Linked DNA regions of Homo sapiens: region 2 is linked to region 1. A link is an interaction called in ENCODE POLR2A ChIA-PET data of the cell type or tissue named here. Cell type or tissue: IMR-90. All regions are shown on one strand. Each heading gives the region's core, and the rest is flanking DNA. Links, peaks and the distances in the headings are about the cores only.

Region 1 (8,337 bases), core at 1,140-6,139:
ACAGTGAGCTATGACTGAGCAACTGAACTCCAGCCTGGGTGACAGAACAAGACATGGTCTTTAAGAAACAAAACAAGAAAAATATTTTGGGGAAACAGCAGAAAATAAAAATACAATTTTTTTTAAGTCCTGTCCTCATCTAAGAAGTCAGAAGAAAAGTGCAATGGAGAAGAAAATATCAGGCAAGCTGGGTAGACAGGAAAGGTCACACAATTTTAAATGTAGTGATAGAAAGCCTTAACTCAAAGTTGACCTTTGAGTTAAGACATGAAAATAATGAGAGCAGGCATGTGGATACCTAGGAAAGAACATCCTAGGCAGAAGGACAAAGACCAGGAAACCACAGTCCACTGTGTGGATAAGCTCAAAAATGGAGATCATTTAGAGTAAGGATAGAACTCTGGGAACATCAACACTGAAATATGGGCAGAGAAGCACAAGTCCTCAAAAAAAAAAAAAAAAAAAAAAAAAAGAAGCAAGCGGAGAAAGGGAATGACTAAACATAATTAGGTATGTTTAATCAGTCACACACACATTAAATAGTGTGACTAATATGTAGTCATTAGAAATTAAAAATGAAAGATTTTAATGGCCTGTGTACATACTTATGATACAAAGGAGAATGCTGTTAAATATTCCGTAAAAGCAAATATTTTTAAAACTGCAAGAAATTATCCCAAAATGGAATAAGAATTTTTTTTTTTTTTTTGAGGCAGAATCTCACTCTGTCACCCAGGCTGGAGTGCAGTGGCACAAACTCTGCTCACTGCAACCTTAGCCTCCTGGGTTCAAGAGAGCACATCCAGCTAATTTTTGTATTTTTAGTAGAGACAGGGTTTTATCATGTTGGCCAGGCTGGTCTTGAACTCCTGACCTCAAGTGATCTGCCCACCTTGGCCTCCCAAAGTGATGGGATTTCCAGCATGAGCCACCATGCCTAGCAAGAAAGTCAATCTTAAGTGATGGAACTACACATGAATCCCTGTACATTCCACATATTTTAAAATGAGCATATACTGTTTTTTCCTATCAAATTGAAATGAGTATAATTTAAAAGAATCATAATGGCTTAGAAAAAAGAAAACTAAGAATAAACTTGTCTTTTTTCTATCTTGCATGCAAAAAGGCATGCCAATAAAATTATCTAAGGTGAAAATAAATTCTTAATTAGAAAAAGACTTTTTTTTTTTTTTACCAAGTAAAGGACAAACTTGTACTGCATCCTACTTTTTAGTAGGCAACTAAAGCTTAAAATTATTTGATCAGACTTTTAAAACCTCTATGACAAACCTTTACGAGTTTCTCAAAGCGTGGTCTTTAGGCTACTGAAATTTCCAAAGTTCTTCTGGAAGGTTTACCTTTTATATGACAGCAATATGAGACTCACTGCCACTAGTCCTACAGTAAATTAAAACTATATCTGCAACTTCCCCCAGACGTCAAATCACCATCTAATTATTGTAAGGATTTTTTTCCAGATAACAATAGCTGGAATGGGGTGTTTCAGGGATTTTTTGTTCACCCCAGTGGGTATTGTTGAAATTTGCACCATTTCCTTCCTATCTCCCCAGGACCACCTATCAAGAGAAGCCATAGTAAACGCTCAACAAATGCTTGATAACCGATAAAACTACTTTAATCTGCTAAAGAAAAATAACCTAAAGAATTGAAATAAGCCTTGTCCTTGTTAAAATATATCAATCTTTTCACTCTAAAAGTGCTCTCCAGCTTATCACACACATTTTACTGGCATTTACTTCTACATTTAGCAATTATGCCTGAATACTGCCAACTGACTTCTCAGCTAAACTTCAAACTCAAATTGCCAGCCACCAGCTGAAAATCTCTGCCTGCATGGTTTTAGACATGTCTAAAACTAACAAGCCTCACTGCAACAATCATCATGCTCTCGTGTCCTGTCTGGTAATGGCATCAACATGCCCTTTTTTGTCCACAGTAGTCTCCAGTACCCTTCTACCTCCACAAGCTTCGAGATTGGTCCCACCACTTCCTGCCACAAACCGTCAATTTCAGGCACTCCTCCCCAAGCCTGTCACTCACTGGGTCTTCCTCATTACTCTTCTGCATGGAATGAGCTCCACAGACCATTGAGGCTGGCATCCTGCTGCAAGTCATTTCCCTCCTCTAAGGCTGACTTACCCTCTCCATCCTCAGATATGCAGACAGCTCTTTGTTTGAAACTTGGTTTACCGTATTCATCACTACCTACCTGATCTTAATCATTTGAGTCCATATCGCTCCATGTTCATGAGCTACTCAAGAGCGGGGACCGTACTTTCTTAATTTTTTTTTAATTTTAGTGTCCTCAGGCCAGGCACGGTGGCTTGGGCCTGTAAACCCAGCACTTTGAGAGGCCGAGGCGGGTGGTTCACTTGAGGCCAGGAGTTCAAGACCAGCCTGGCCAACACAGTGAAACCCCATCTCTACCAAAAAATACAAAAAAAATTAGCCAGGCATGGTGGTGCACGCCTGTGGTCCCAGCTACTTGGAAGGCTGAGGCAAGAGAATTGCTTGAACCCAGGAGGCAGTGAGCCAAGATCGTGCCATTGCACTCCAGCCTGGGCAATAAAGTGAGGCTCTGCCTCAAAAAAAAAAAAAAAAAAAAAAAAATTTAGTGTCCTCAGCCAAACGTAAGGACACAGAAGTTCTCCAAGATATCAGCTGCATGAAACTAAACTGACAGCGTCTCAAAGTGACCAGAGAACAGATTGTGCTAAATCTGGAAAAGTCAGTCATCTTGCCCTAGCCTTTGAACCTTTACTTTTCTGTGCCTAGTCAGAAAGTAAAGCAAGCAGTTCTCTGTGGAACTACAATAAATAGTGGGTACAGAATGAATGCCTCACTTAGTTGACAATAATCCTTCTCCCCACAATCGTAGTCCAAGAAGGCAAAGCATCCCCTTAACAAAAGGCAATTCTGTTTCAGTTGTGTTATTCTCTTAGTAAGAACACACCATCCTTATCATCTGCTGATTACAGACTTCCAAGGCGGGGGTCCTCACTGAATACTCCTACAATGAAACCTGCCTATAATGAGTAACTCTACCTATCTTCTCTGCTCCAGAAGTGGTTGAAAGGCCTTTCATTCAGGCCTTGTTTTCTACCTAACAAAAGGTTCACAGATGCCAAACACGTGCTCCAAAATGCCCCTCCTCCCGTCGTCTGAGACCCAGATGAAGCAGGGTCCTTGTGGCAATAATATTCTCTGCAATGCTTTTTGTCGTCTTGGTTGTCACACAGCTGGAAATAGTTTTCTTATTCCCGTTTACAATAGCCAGACATTCATTATCACTCTGACAAGAACTCTTGAGTGATGTCATGCTGCACATGCTGCACCAGTTCAAGAAGGGCCCATGCAGGCTCTTCCAGCTTCAAACTTCTCACTCTTGATGGCAGCCTCAAGTATAGCCTCTCTAAAGCAAAAGAAAATGGAGGCAGGCACAGACAGATACACACACAAACATACATATGAGTATGTATAAACATATCCACACTTATCCCACACACACATAAATATACATAAATATTAATTTTTGTAGGTTTGTATAAGTAAAAGGACAACTATGGAAGGCTATGGAACAAACTGATATCAGATGGGTAAGGTTAAAGTGGCAGAGAGAGATTTTTACATTTACTTTAGACACATCTATAGTGTTTGAATCATTGCAAAAAAAAATTTTGTAAATGAATGCAGCTACCCTCTCCTGGTTGGGATGCATTTTATTGTGTTTGTATCCCTGAGTGACTTCAAGATCATAAGTGAAATACATTAGTGAAGCAAAGCACCATGACAGGGTGACTTCAAAATAAGTATTAGCCAGATGCGGTGGCTCACAGCTGTCATCCCAACACTTTGGGAGGCCAAGGTGAGAGGATCCCTTGAGCCCAGGAGTTTGAGAACAGCCTGGGTAATGTAGTGAGAGCCCATTTCTTTAAAAAAAAAAAAAGAAAAAAAAAAAGAAAAGAAAAAGAAAGAAGAAGAAAGAAAGAAAAAGAAAAAAAATAGCCAGGCATAGCGGCACACACCTGCGGTCCCAGCTACTTGGAAGGCTGTAGTGGGAGAATAGCTTGAGCCCAGGAGGTCAAAGCTGCCGTGAGCCAGGATTATGCCACTGCACTCCAAGACCCTATCTCAAATAAATAAAAAATAAGTCTGACTTTCTACAGGCACTAGGTTTGAATTATTCTAGAAAGCAAACTATATACTGAGCAAAGAATCTCAAACACAAGTTGGGTTAAAAGTAAGAATAGGGAAAATGAGATGGAAGCAAGGCAGGGCTACAGATAAAACACAGCTATGTCTATCTCTAGACTTTAAAACAGATAAATCCTAGCAAAATATTTCAAGCATATAAAATGAAAAGGAGATTACCGGGCTCTGTGGTCTCCTTCCTTAAAAGGGAAAGGCCAACTCACCTCAAAGTATTGAGACTACCTTGGAGAAAATGTTCCTAAAATGGAAGAATAACAAGATACATATGCCTGAGTTTGAAGGCATTCTAAAAGAACTTCTCTTACTAATGTCATATGATAGAGGGCAAGCTCCATGAGAGAAGGGGTCTGTCCACATCTTGTTTCCTGCAGTGCTATCTTCCCAGTACAGGGTGGGTACAAATGCCTACTGAATATGGAAGAAAGAGTAATATAAAGGATTAAGGAACACATAGTAAATGAAAACTAGAATTACCAACCAGATATCAGTTCTTATTCTTATTTTCCAGATGTAAAAAGAGAGGCACTTTGACCTACCCAGGAGTAGCGAAACTGGAGATAGAAAGCCTCTTGATCCCTTTTTTACCTCTTCTAGGCTTGGTTTATCTCCCAGGATCCTTCCAGATCCTAACCTTCCAGGAGCATTCCCTGACCTCCACCACCTCACCGCTGAGGGTCAAGTGCCCCCGCTTGGTGCTCCCGCAAAGTCTTCTCTCTCATAACACTTGTTACACTGAATTGTAATTATCTGTTAATCGTGTGTAAGCTCCTCCTGGAGGGTGGGAATCCTGCCTTATTCACACTCACCCCTAGTAAAACTAGCACAAAGCCTGGTATATAGCAGGCAGTCAGTTAAGTGCTCCTGAGATGGGGGGAAAAAAAGTTTCCTCTGCCCCTGAACCATTTCTCCCTCCAAAGACCCAGGAATATCCTTCAATTAGAGCAGAATTTCAGAATCAGGGCAGTTAAGGGTTGGTCAAAGAGAACCACCTAGGCATAGGGGAAGAAAATTTAGTAGAACAGATCGATATAAAGTCTAATCTAGAGCATTGTTTAGACACATAAGTTAATGAATATAGGGAAACTTGCTATAACAGGAATGGTTCACAGTAGCAATCTCAGCATAGCAAATCCTAAACTCTAAGAGACATAGCACACATAATGGCCATAATGAACAAAATTTCCTTCAACCAACAGCTGGAAATCCCACCCATGGCCAGGTATTATTAGTCAAAATTTTTTCTTTTAGAGAAAAATGCTGGTTTTGAAAACATTTTCCTTTATTTTCATAATACAACAAACACAGCTTGCCCTGCCTCATGCAGGCTTATTGCACGTTTGTTTTAGCACTGGACTAAAGTTAAGGGTCTGCCCTGTCATTATATCACTTTTTTAAAACAGTATCACAAAAATAAAATAAATTATAACCTAAATCCATGAATGTAGTAAAATAGTTCTCTTTCATTTCTGGAAAAAAATAATTACAATTTTACATGGACTTCAGGGTTAAAGTTTCTATAGCACTGATTAGATGACAGGGACATGCAAGTATTAAGACAATATTCTTTGGCCCAGCCCCACAAGTTGATAATACAACAACAACACTACTTTGAAATCATACTAACCTGCTAAAAAATGCCAAAGAGTTTAAATAAAATCATCACCACCACCATGCCACCCCTCCTCCTCTCCTACCAAAAATGTATCCTAAAATAAAGTATACTAACCTTGGGCTTCTCCAACTTAATTAACTTAATTTATTAAACATGCCAAACATAAGTTCCCTTGCAGAAGATAAAACAAACTGCTGGGAAGATCATTCATTAAATTGAATTCACAAGGTAATTGAAAGAAATTCAGCCACCTTCTTTTTCTTTTTCTTTTTCTTAAGTTTTTTGAGATGGAGTCTCACTCTGTCTGCCCAGGCTGGAGTGCAATGGCACAATCTTGGCTCACTGCAACCTCTCCCTCCTGGGTTCAAGTGATTCTTCTGCCTCAGCCTCCTGAGTAGCTGGGATTACAGGCGCCCAGCATCACACCTGGCTAATTTTTTGTATTTTTAGTAGAGACAGGGTTTCACCATGTTAGCCAGGCTGGTCTCAAACTCTTGACCTCAGGTGATCCACCCGCCTCAGCCTCCCAAAGTGCTGGGATTACAGGCATGAGCCGCCGTGCCCAGCCTCTTCTTTTTCCTGTCTGTCTCCTGGGTACCCTAGCATCTCCAGATTCAACAGCAATTCAAAGACATCCAAGTCAGTTCCACCTCTGACATGCAACTGAAAACCAGTGTATATCCTCCTGTGACACAGAGGTACTGGGGAGCAAGTGTGAACCTATAAAGCTCCTGAATACCTCTCCCAAATGGATCCCACAGAGTGAAGATAATGAGTTAAATGCTTTAGCTCTAGGGATTTAAAATATATAGAAAGCAAGTTACTTCTACTGGAAGTTAAACTTAAAGAATTCTCATGGTTATGTCATCTCTCACTGCAGTACCGAGTGTGCTACTTGGCTTCCCTCTCTCCTTCCATCTACTGCCTTGCCCTATCATTTACAGAGGCATTAATGCCGGTTTCAAACTAATAATAATTCTTTTTCTTCTGTGCTGCAAATACCCAATCACTGTGGTTAAATACCATGTATAACATAAACAGGGTCAAGAATGCCAGCTGCCAGAAGAGTCATGTTTAAATTAGCATTAACCAGCAAGCCCTTCCCTAAACAAAAAAGAGAGGGGAAAAAAAATGTTTTCTTGGACAGCTCTGTGCCTGCAGAATGACTTCAACCCCACATGTTCAAAAGGCTCCACAAGGTCCAGCTATAACACAATAGCATCATTAATTTTTACTAAATTAAATTTCTCAAAAGTATAAAGCACTATCAATTTGCGGAGAGTAGGGAGGAAGAAACTACTTATTAGTTTATTCTACAACCTTTATATAATTTGAGTAAACAGGCAATAGTGTCTTAAAACGTAGCAGCCATAAGTTACACGGATTGTAATGGAATAAAAGCCCAGTCCTCCATCCATCATCGCACCCCTCACTCTGCCCCAATATGTGTTACTCAGTGTCTTTCCACATCTTGAGGTTATGTAATACTTCCTCCTTGCCTCCCTATCCCCATGTAGCATAACTCCTTAAAATAACATCAGAGGTCCCCCACAATTTGTCCCTTCGTAACTTTCCAGCCTTCATCACCCCACACTCTCACTTTGTCTTCATTCCCCCACCATTCATCTTTTAAAAGATATGTTATTCTTCAAGCCACATTTATAAATTCGTCCCCTGAATCAAAACGTAATTCTCCATTCCCTGGCATGCCAAAGTTCTTGGACTCTACAGCTACCACCCAGTTACACAACACTGCATATACATATTCGGTATGAACCGTGAGGCTCACTGCATCTTTCCCCCCTGTGTTGCAGTTCTTTCTGGAGCTTCCTTTTCACCATCCTTGCATCTACCACATGGAAGGAATTCAATAATTGTTTGCTGAAATAGAATTACCTCCTTTTCTCTCAACTTTCTAAGACATCCATAATAGTTTTCCCTAAGATTTTTTTTTTTAAGAGACAGAGTCTCTCTGTCACCCAGGCTGTAGTGCAATGGCACAATCACAGCTCACTGCAGCCTTGAATCCTGGGCTGAAGCCATCCTCCCTCCTCCGCCTCCCAAGTAGCTGAGACTACACGCACATGCCACCATACCCAGCTAATGTTTCTATTTTTTTTATAGAGACAGAGTCTCACTATGTTGCCCAGGTTGGTCTCAAACTCCTGGCTTCAAGCGATCGTCCTGCCTCAGCCTCCCAAAGTGTTGAGATTACAGGCATAAGCCACCACACCTGGCCCGGGATATTTAAATAAGAGGGTAACATGATATGTAAAAATAAGAAACCAAACAGTAGTATGATGCTGACTTAAGGCCAGAGAAGACTATTGGACTTTAAACCAAGAGCTTATGTTTAAGTTTTTATTACATCACAGTTCAGCTTTTACAATAAATAATGTTCCTCAAGGGTGTAGGCATATTGATACCAAAACATCAAAGAAAAGGAAGACAGGCCACACATCAAACACAGACATTAAAATCTTGACCTCAAA
Region 2 (8,337 bases), core at 2,243-7,242, 150 kb before region 1:
ATGAACAGTGGAACCTAAAACAATAGCTAACTGGGAAGGAGAAAAGGAAGGCTGATAAGATTCATTAATTATACGTTAGTTGCGGTTTTAGGTCTTGAAAATTATGGTTTCACTAATTTAAAAAGAGGAATATATGTGAGGGGTGGCTAATTTGTAAAGACCAGTTCAAAGATATTTGATTTCTAACAATCTTATATCCACCTAAAATTAAAGGTTCAGAATTCTCTTCCAAATCCTCATTGAGACATTCACTTGAATAAATATTTTATCTTTTTCCAACACCTTAGTGATATACTGAAAATGTTATAATGGTTATATCATTGGAAGATATATATATAACTTTTATCTTGTTGGTTATTAAACCTATAAGTAGAAATACCACCGTGACTTTATAAACTAGTGAGAGTGTTTCATAAAGTTGTCAAAATTTTTTGTAAAATCAGTCTTTCAAAAAGAAACCCACTCTAACGGTTATCCTGTTGAGCTAAAGTACCATCTTAATAAATTGTCTCCTCTCAAGGAACATAAACTACCACCTCCCAGACATTGGCAAGATTTATTACTCAGATTGAAAAAAAGCAGTTGTGGGCTGGGGGAGCACACGGTTGCTCCGCCTCAGGGTTAAGCAGCCCTTGTTACAGAGAAATAAAGGAGGTCATAGTGGGAAAAACACCCACGCAATGCAAGCTGGAAGACTCTCGAACAAGAGAAATAGCACTGACCAGAACCACACATTACCAAACGCTGATTGAAAATGATTTATTAAAGTCCAATTAGTATGCTTTTCATTTCAAATAATCCATATAGCCTCCAGAAAAATATGCACATGTGTAAAAGTCCACGTTCATTTCTTTCACTTCCAATATAAAGTATTCTGTATTTTGTATAAAGTACGTGCAAACACCTTTCTGCTAATCGGGTCCCCACATTCTTTTCACTACAGGTACTTTACAAGTCTGCCCTCTGCTCAAACACTAACCGTGCACTGACATCCTCCTTCCTAGACAGCCATTCATCTCCCGGACTTCTTTCTCTCAGACATCCTCCTGACCTCCCCTGACCTGCTTCACCACTGTGTTACCTCACTGGTTACTTGTTACAGCAAACTGATGCAACTACTAGTCTACCTGGACAACATATTAAACAGGTATCACCTAATAGGGTGGCAGCCTATCGGGGTGATTCCTGGCGAATACACAGTAACCAACCACATACTGACACACTCAACCCATTTGCTACAGATGGACCCACACTAATTGATATGACAATCCTTTATTCACTCGGCACATTTGGTTTCTTTGCATTTTCTTCCATTTTACATTGCAGGTGTGGCTACCAAGAGCTGGATAACGAGTCCCTCAAACAAAGTTTGGAATTGCGAGATATATTGGGGTACCTTGATTCTTGAGACAGTTGAATTCTTCTAGTTGATCTTGTTGTATTAAAAAGTCACTCTCAACTGAAGTGACCACTGCATTTCTTTTGTAAAAAGGTCATTTGACTGGCTTTTCCTCACAACTGCCACCCATGCAGTACAAAAGCAGGAAATCCCTTTTCATGAAAGGTGTAAGTACAAGATGACATTTCACATTTTTTTAAAAAAAGAATCCTTCATGGGAATATATCCTAATAATCAATTATATGGAGACAGTTTTATGTACACCAAATTTCTGCAACTTTATAATAATGAAAATTAGAAACAACCTAAATAGTTAACAACATGGGAATGGTTAAATAAACTGAGTTGCATCCATTAAATGGAATATAATATAGCCATTAAAATTATGTTTTTGTAAAATTTTTAATGCCATAAGAAAATGTGGCAATTTTGCAATGAAAAAGATCTACTTATAAAACTGTTTACAGTATGACTCCAATTATGTAAAAAAAGTATACAATACACATATAGGCATACATGGGGGTTGCTTTTTAAAGGTGGTTACTTCTGGGTTGTGATATTATCAGTAATCATTTTTGCTTTTTTATACATTTCTGCATTTTTCAAGTTTTCTATGATGAGTATATTATTTTACAAAGACTACGAAAATTTTCCTCTGATATACTGGTAATTAGAATGTACTTGGGTATTTTAAATATATGGGAACAATATTATAGTGCTTCATCTTCTATGACTTTTTTGGAATACATATCACTTTGGTAATAAACTTACATTCCCTGTTTTATACTTGTTACAACATTTTAATTAAACAGTTAATATTGTGATTAGAGCATTGTTTGCTTCATGACCTAAACAAATACTGGCTTTGAAGTCTAGGTTCTATTTCCTAGAAGATTTAACATTAGTATCCTTTTAATCTTTTTAAGTAAGGCATACTGCATACATACATTACATGCATGCTTTCTAAACAAAAGATAATTCCAACTTACAGTTTTCCTATGTAAGGGAAAAAATGGAATTATGGTAGTTTAAAAGCAGTCCATAGTCTCATCCATCACAAACATGCTGATAGGCATAAACGTGTTTATTAAGTGAAACGTATCCTTTAAAAATAAAAAAGGGAAGCCTGTATATAAATGAAGTTGTGGATTCAACTAGCCAGAATTTATTCTGACTTGCACCAAACCACACAAAATCTTTTAAAAGTCTAGTTAGTGTAGTCTAAATGGACACTCCAGAGTCTGTTCTTGAATTCCATTGCAAGAGCTCCAACTTCCTACTTTCAGAAGGGATGGGGATCAAGATGAGGGTTGTCACATAAGCTAATTTTCAATATATATCAAGTCTTGTGGGGTCCAGGAACAAATACTGTCATTGGTTAGTGTTTAAGTACATGAGTTGACTTTTCTCCTCTCTCACACCCCACCTTGCCCTGGCAATTGGGTAGGGGGAGGCTGTTTATCCTCCAAGAGAGGACGGCTGGTTCCTCATCTCAGTTTCCGTTCTAAACCACAGAGTGGTCATTGCTGTGAACTCCAGCCAAGATGGTGTGGTTGAGGGAGGAAGCCGAGCGGTCTGAGCCTTCTGTGGGGCCGGTGGGGTTCTCACTGCGCTGGCAGCAGAGGATCTGCCTAAAGGTGGCGCTCATTTCTTTGTCGCGGTAGGAGTAAATGATGGGGTTCATGGCAGAGTTGAATTCAGCAAGGAGAAGGAAGAATTTCTCATAGGCCAGCACGTCGCACTGTGGACAGCACACGTCTAGAAGTAACAAAACCAATCCAGGAGTCCAGCAGATGATAAAGGCCCCTACAAGGACAAGGATAGGGATCAGAAGGATTTTTAAAAAGAGAATGAAAAAATATTATAAAACATGCGACCATAAAGTGAAATGATTTCAGTTCAATATAAAAATACTGAAGTTGGAAGCCACCATTGTCGCAAATGAAATACTCATTTCCTGAGAAAATCAGAAAAAATTTAACGATAGTCAACTTAAAATTTTATTTTGGACGTTACTAAAATCAAGCAATTATGAGACATTGATGATTATTATTTTGAGCAAAACACAAAGAGTTTGATAAGCAATTGAGATATGAAAAACTGCATTCAGGAAACACTTCACCTCACATAACAACATGGTTTTTAATAGCAGTGTTATTTTCAGGCAAAAGATAAGCACGAATGATAAGTGTCCTTTAATGTTTAATTAAGGCATAGTTTCTGGATTCAGGTTGTCTGGGCCCAAATCTTTGTTTGACATGTAATAAACTGGGTGAACTTAGGCAAACTACTTTCTTTCCTTAATTTTCCCATCTGAAAATGCAGATGATTATATTTACACCTCATAAGGTTTGTTGTATGGATTAAACAAGTGTTAAGGAAATAATCACTCAATCTGTATCTACAATAACAATAATAATTATTACCTGCTGAGTAGCATGGGCCTGTTTGGAAATTGTGATTTTCAATGACAAGATCTATGTTTTATTTTTATTCAACAACTACCCACATAGTGCTGTCCTATATGCTTTACCAGTAATAATTTATTGAATTTTCACAGTAGCCATATGACATAGAAACTAATATCCCCATTGTACAGATGAAGGAACTGAGACCCAGAAAGTTTATATAACTGGCTCAAGGCCACAGTACTGGAAAGCAGAAAAATCCCAGAGTTTCTGTTCTTAGAGGCTGCCTCCAGAGTTCAAGCTCTAGAAAATATTACATTTCTATATCTTGAAAATGATAACATTAAATATTTTAAACCAAATTTACTATTTCAGATGTTCTACTAATTTAGATCAACTTTGTTCTCTTTCTTCCCCCAATTATTCTGAATCATTACAATTTTACTATAACTGTAAGAGGAATGAAAATATAGATGAGATGCTTAATTCTATTTCATTTAGTTTCTGAAATCACTCATCATTTGGATCCCAGGAAAATGGAGGTTGTAAAATAGCATTAAATCCTACCACTGTGTTACTCCAGACTCTGCTGGGGATCTTCTACTGAAAGAACATGAGCCAACAGCGGTGGGCACCACTGTGTCCCATTACACCTCACCTAATGGGCCCCATATGTGTAATCAGGCAGGCTACATATGTGTAATCAGGCAGAGCGGAAGTAGGAGCAACCCCAGAAGGGCATTTGCATCTTCAGATTTAAATGGCGCTGGCTTTGGTGGATGCAGGCTTGGACTGGGGTCATGGATTTGGTCCAGCCTCAAGGAATTAGTTTCACAAAATGTAAACAAATGAGATTTAGTCTCCAAACAGCCCACTTTTGAATCTGAGCTTTCTTTTGTGAAACTTTTCAGCAGGGAAATGAAAATAAAGGAGAAAAGTACCCCCATAAAGCTCTTTGTTCTACAACACAAATGTGTATTGGTTTTAAACTGCTGTTCACTTTGAAGATTGGCCAAGGTACTTCATTTTCTAATAAATACAACACCTTAGACTTTCCTTGGAGAGAAAAAAATATTTCAAATATCAGGAGATAATAGCCAAGGAGCAATTTGAACTTCAATAAAAATGTTAATAAAGCATTCATTCCAAGTCCTTGAATTTCCTTGCTTGAAAATCACTCAGAAAGCTAAACATAAAGGAAAATCAAAGGAATGCCTCTTGGGTTTCAGAAATAATGCATTATTCATTGAGAAGCCAGGAAGGGAATTATTCTCAGGATGGAAAATGCTTGGATGGAAAATGCATGGTCCCATTATGCCATTTACTTGGAAACTAAAAACACACAGTCCCTTCATGAATGGAACAGCATTCTTTCAAGTTTCCTTTCCCCTTCCTTTTATCAAAGCTCTAATTGAGTTCAAATTCAGAACTTGATTAGACACAAGGAACATGCATCTCAATAGCTAGATTTTAAATAAAATGATCTTTTTCTCCTTCTGGGCAACAGAAGGGAATATCTTTATTCTCTCATACTTAAGCTGCTTGACTTTGCTCAAAAGTGAGAGAATTCAAACACTGTCATTTGTTGTTTATAATTTCTTCCCATGTTAAAATTTAAAAGGTGTAAGATCTTTCCAGAAAGAGCCCATAAGCCTTACTTTTAGACCAAGAAATGCAAGGAACCCTGCTAGACTGAAGGCAGGAAGTGGGAAACACCACAGCCTGACACAGGAGCTTCTATGTATGGATGCTTCATTGAGGAACCTGGATTCCTCTCCTTTATCTTCTTCACTGAAAGGAACTGGTTTTTGTACTAGGATTAAGCCCAACCACACAGTCCCAACACTCTGTGTTTGGATCTTCAAGACTCAATCCAATAATTTCAGTGACTCACAGTACAGGCCTCCGAAATCAACATCTAAAACCAATCATATGGAAATTCTGCGCCCCCCTCCCCCTCCTTTCTATTTCACAGAGGCCTCAAGGATCAAACTGACCAAAAGATGAGGATGCACTACAGAAGACGAAAATGGGGGCTGGAAAATTGTAAGGGATGAGGTTCCTAACCCACAATGAATGGATATTCTGAAATAAATTTTGCTCAAATTAAGGATTTCCCCTTGAGCTTCTGAAAACAATAATAAACCACACCTAAACCCCTTTAATAGTAAGGAGCTAACCATAATTCAATCAGGTTACAGGACTTGAGATGTGCATTGTGGACCCCATCAACATGTAATCTACAGAGAGTTCAGCGTACACCTGAAAGGTTGATAAGAGTTAAAACACCTCCATCTCAGCACCTCTGAAGTGGAGAAATAATAGCTCCCTGCCTCCTCCACATGGCACAGTGAGGATCAAACTGAGATACAACTTGTAAAAGCCCTCTATAAACTGTGCATCTACCTGACCACCATGACTTACGTGAGTGGCACGCTGGCGTTGCAGAGCCCTAGGATAGATTCTCCAAGGGCAGAATGTGAAAATGTGTTTTGGACAAGAAAGAGCTGGCATGTCAAAAGGCTCTGAGACAATACTATCCTGATTATAAAGAGATTCCTAGGACTTGCAGTTGGGTATGAAGAAGATAACAAGAGGGAATAGAGAGACAACATAGGGAAGCAAATCATTTTGGAGGTTCTCATGGGTCAATGCCATCACCTACCAAGATGGGGAATGAAATATAGTACTCAGTAGTCATAGTGCTTTGAGTAGTTTGTATATTTCCAGCACATTTCTGATAGAAGAATCCCACAAACCCAGGCACAACACCGATGAATGGTATGCAACAGTATGAAAGTAAGAGGAAGGGCCCGGTGCGGGAGCTCACGCCTGTAATCCTAGCACTTTGGGAGGCCGAGGTGGGTGGATCACCTGAGGTCAGGAGTTTGAGACCAGCCTGGCCAACAACGGTGAAACCGCATCTCTACTAAAAATACAAAAATTAGCCAGGCGTGGTGGCGCACACCTGTGGTCCCAGCTACTTGGGAGGCTGAGGCAGGAGAATCACTTGAACCCAGGAGGCAGAGGTTGCAGTGAGCCAAGCTCACACCACCACACTCCAGCCTGAGTGACAGAGCAAGACTCCATCTCAAAAAAAAAAAAAAAAAAAAAAAAGGATGAAGAAGTGTGGTTATTTATTGTAACATCAGAAACAGAAGTAGCAGAAGATAAGATGTCCAAGGTCACAAAGGTCTTGTATATCTGGCTATTTGAAATTTGTCCAGTCCAGCATACATTCTCAACCCTAGCCACACATTACAATAGTCTGCAGAGCTTCTTTAAAAAATAAAGACCTTCACCCACACCTCCCACTATGGGATTGTAATCTCATTGGCCTTACTGGTCAGATTTTCATTTAAGACACAACATTGGTGACAGAGTGGAAGAAGAAAATAAAGTAAAGGCAAAACTATTTCCAAATTCCAGAAGAGAGATAATGAAAGCCAGAATCAGGACAGCAGCACTGGGAAGAGATATAGAAGGACTGGAGAAGTATTTAGGAGACGGACTCCATGAGATGGATGAGACAGAGAAGTCTAGAATGACTTCTAAATTTTCACTTTGGTTGAAGGAGGAAACACAGGAGAAAATGTTTACTGGTGTTTTGTAAGGGAGGTAAGGAGAAGAAGACAGCTGATGAGCTGGGTTCAGTATGTGTTTAGTTTGAGGTACCTGCAAGACATCTAATGGAAATGCCTTAATTACATCTAAATAGGCTCATGGCAATTTGTGTCATGGGAAACTGTCTCACAGCACGCTGAACAAAAGTGGTTATATTGTCCCCTGATTTGCCAATATTACAAGTAACATGGGGTGGAGGATATTCAAAACAGATCCGTGGGTTGTTCTTCCTTGAACAAGCTTTATTCCTCCCTGATGCATCTGTCAAAGCAATCTGTGAGAACCCCAATGCCCACAAAGATGGAGGGAGAGGTGCTGGAATGCAGACGCAAAAGGCAGGGAGGAATGAGGCTGTTTTGGAACAACAGGTCACAGCTGCAGATCGAGATCATATTACCACACCTTCCCTCAAATCTATCCAACCTCATCAGCTGAATAATGCTTACCATCTGGTCTCACAATTACAGTCTTTTTTTCTAGAATGACTTTTTCCTAACTAGTTGAACTTTGCTTACATATGGAATGCAAGAACCAAAGTTAAAGAGGAAAACAGTCCTTGCCAGAGAAGACCTCTAGAGACAGTGTCCAAGATTTTTGATGAAAAACACAGAAAGCGTTTCTAGTCTGGCTGGCAAAGTTGTGTTTTTACAAAAGAACCAGACATCCCATAGATCCAAAACAAGTCAAGGTAAATCAATTCTACAACAGCACTGTGCCCAAGGTGGCCTCACTCTTCTTGTTTTTCAAATGAGGATCCCAGAAACAGTCCCATCTCAGAGACCTGCGGTGGGAATCAAGGGAGAAAATAAATGAGTGCCTAAGTTGCTTTTTCTGTTTTCCCTAAATTGTTTATTCCCTCAGGTCAGGCAGCGTGGTATCCCAGAATCTAATCAAATTTTAGTTCAT

The links. ChIA-PET counts read pairs that join two places held together with the same protein. Peaks named below come from ENCODE experiments on the same cell type or tissue, not always from the same donor. Only the 100,000 strongest peaks of a DNase experiment are listed, where the experiment ranks them.
Region 2: POLR2A ChIA-PET joins it to region 1 with 20 read pairs; 4 of 35 experiments call an interaction of 5 or more read pairs at or near these places.

Annotation. Positions count from the first base shown.
Region 1 is chr9:111,027,440-111,035,776 of GRCh38, forward strand. All of the region lies in intron 2 of LPAR1 (lysophosphatidic acid receptor 1), which reads right to left. Among named protein-coding and RNA genes, the nearest start is that of LPAR1, 6.9 kb to the right of the region's middle. In IMR-90, for the core only: no CTCF peak of the experiment used is centred there; no DNase peak of the experiment used is centred there; H3K27ac peaks cover 406 bases.
Region 2 is chr9:110,872,518-110,880,854 of GRCh38, forward strand. LPAR1 (lysophosphatidic acid receptor 1) reads right to left here. Exons shown (of 6, transcript NM_001351411.2): 6 at 746-3,205. The coding sequence ends at 2,904. Among named protein-coding and RNA genes, the nearest start is that of LPAR1, 160 kb to the right of the region's middle. In IMR-90, for the core only: no CTCF peak of the experiment used is centred there; no DNase peak of the experiment used is centred there; H3K27ac peaks cover 1,918 bases.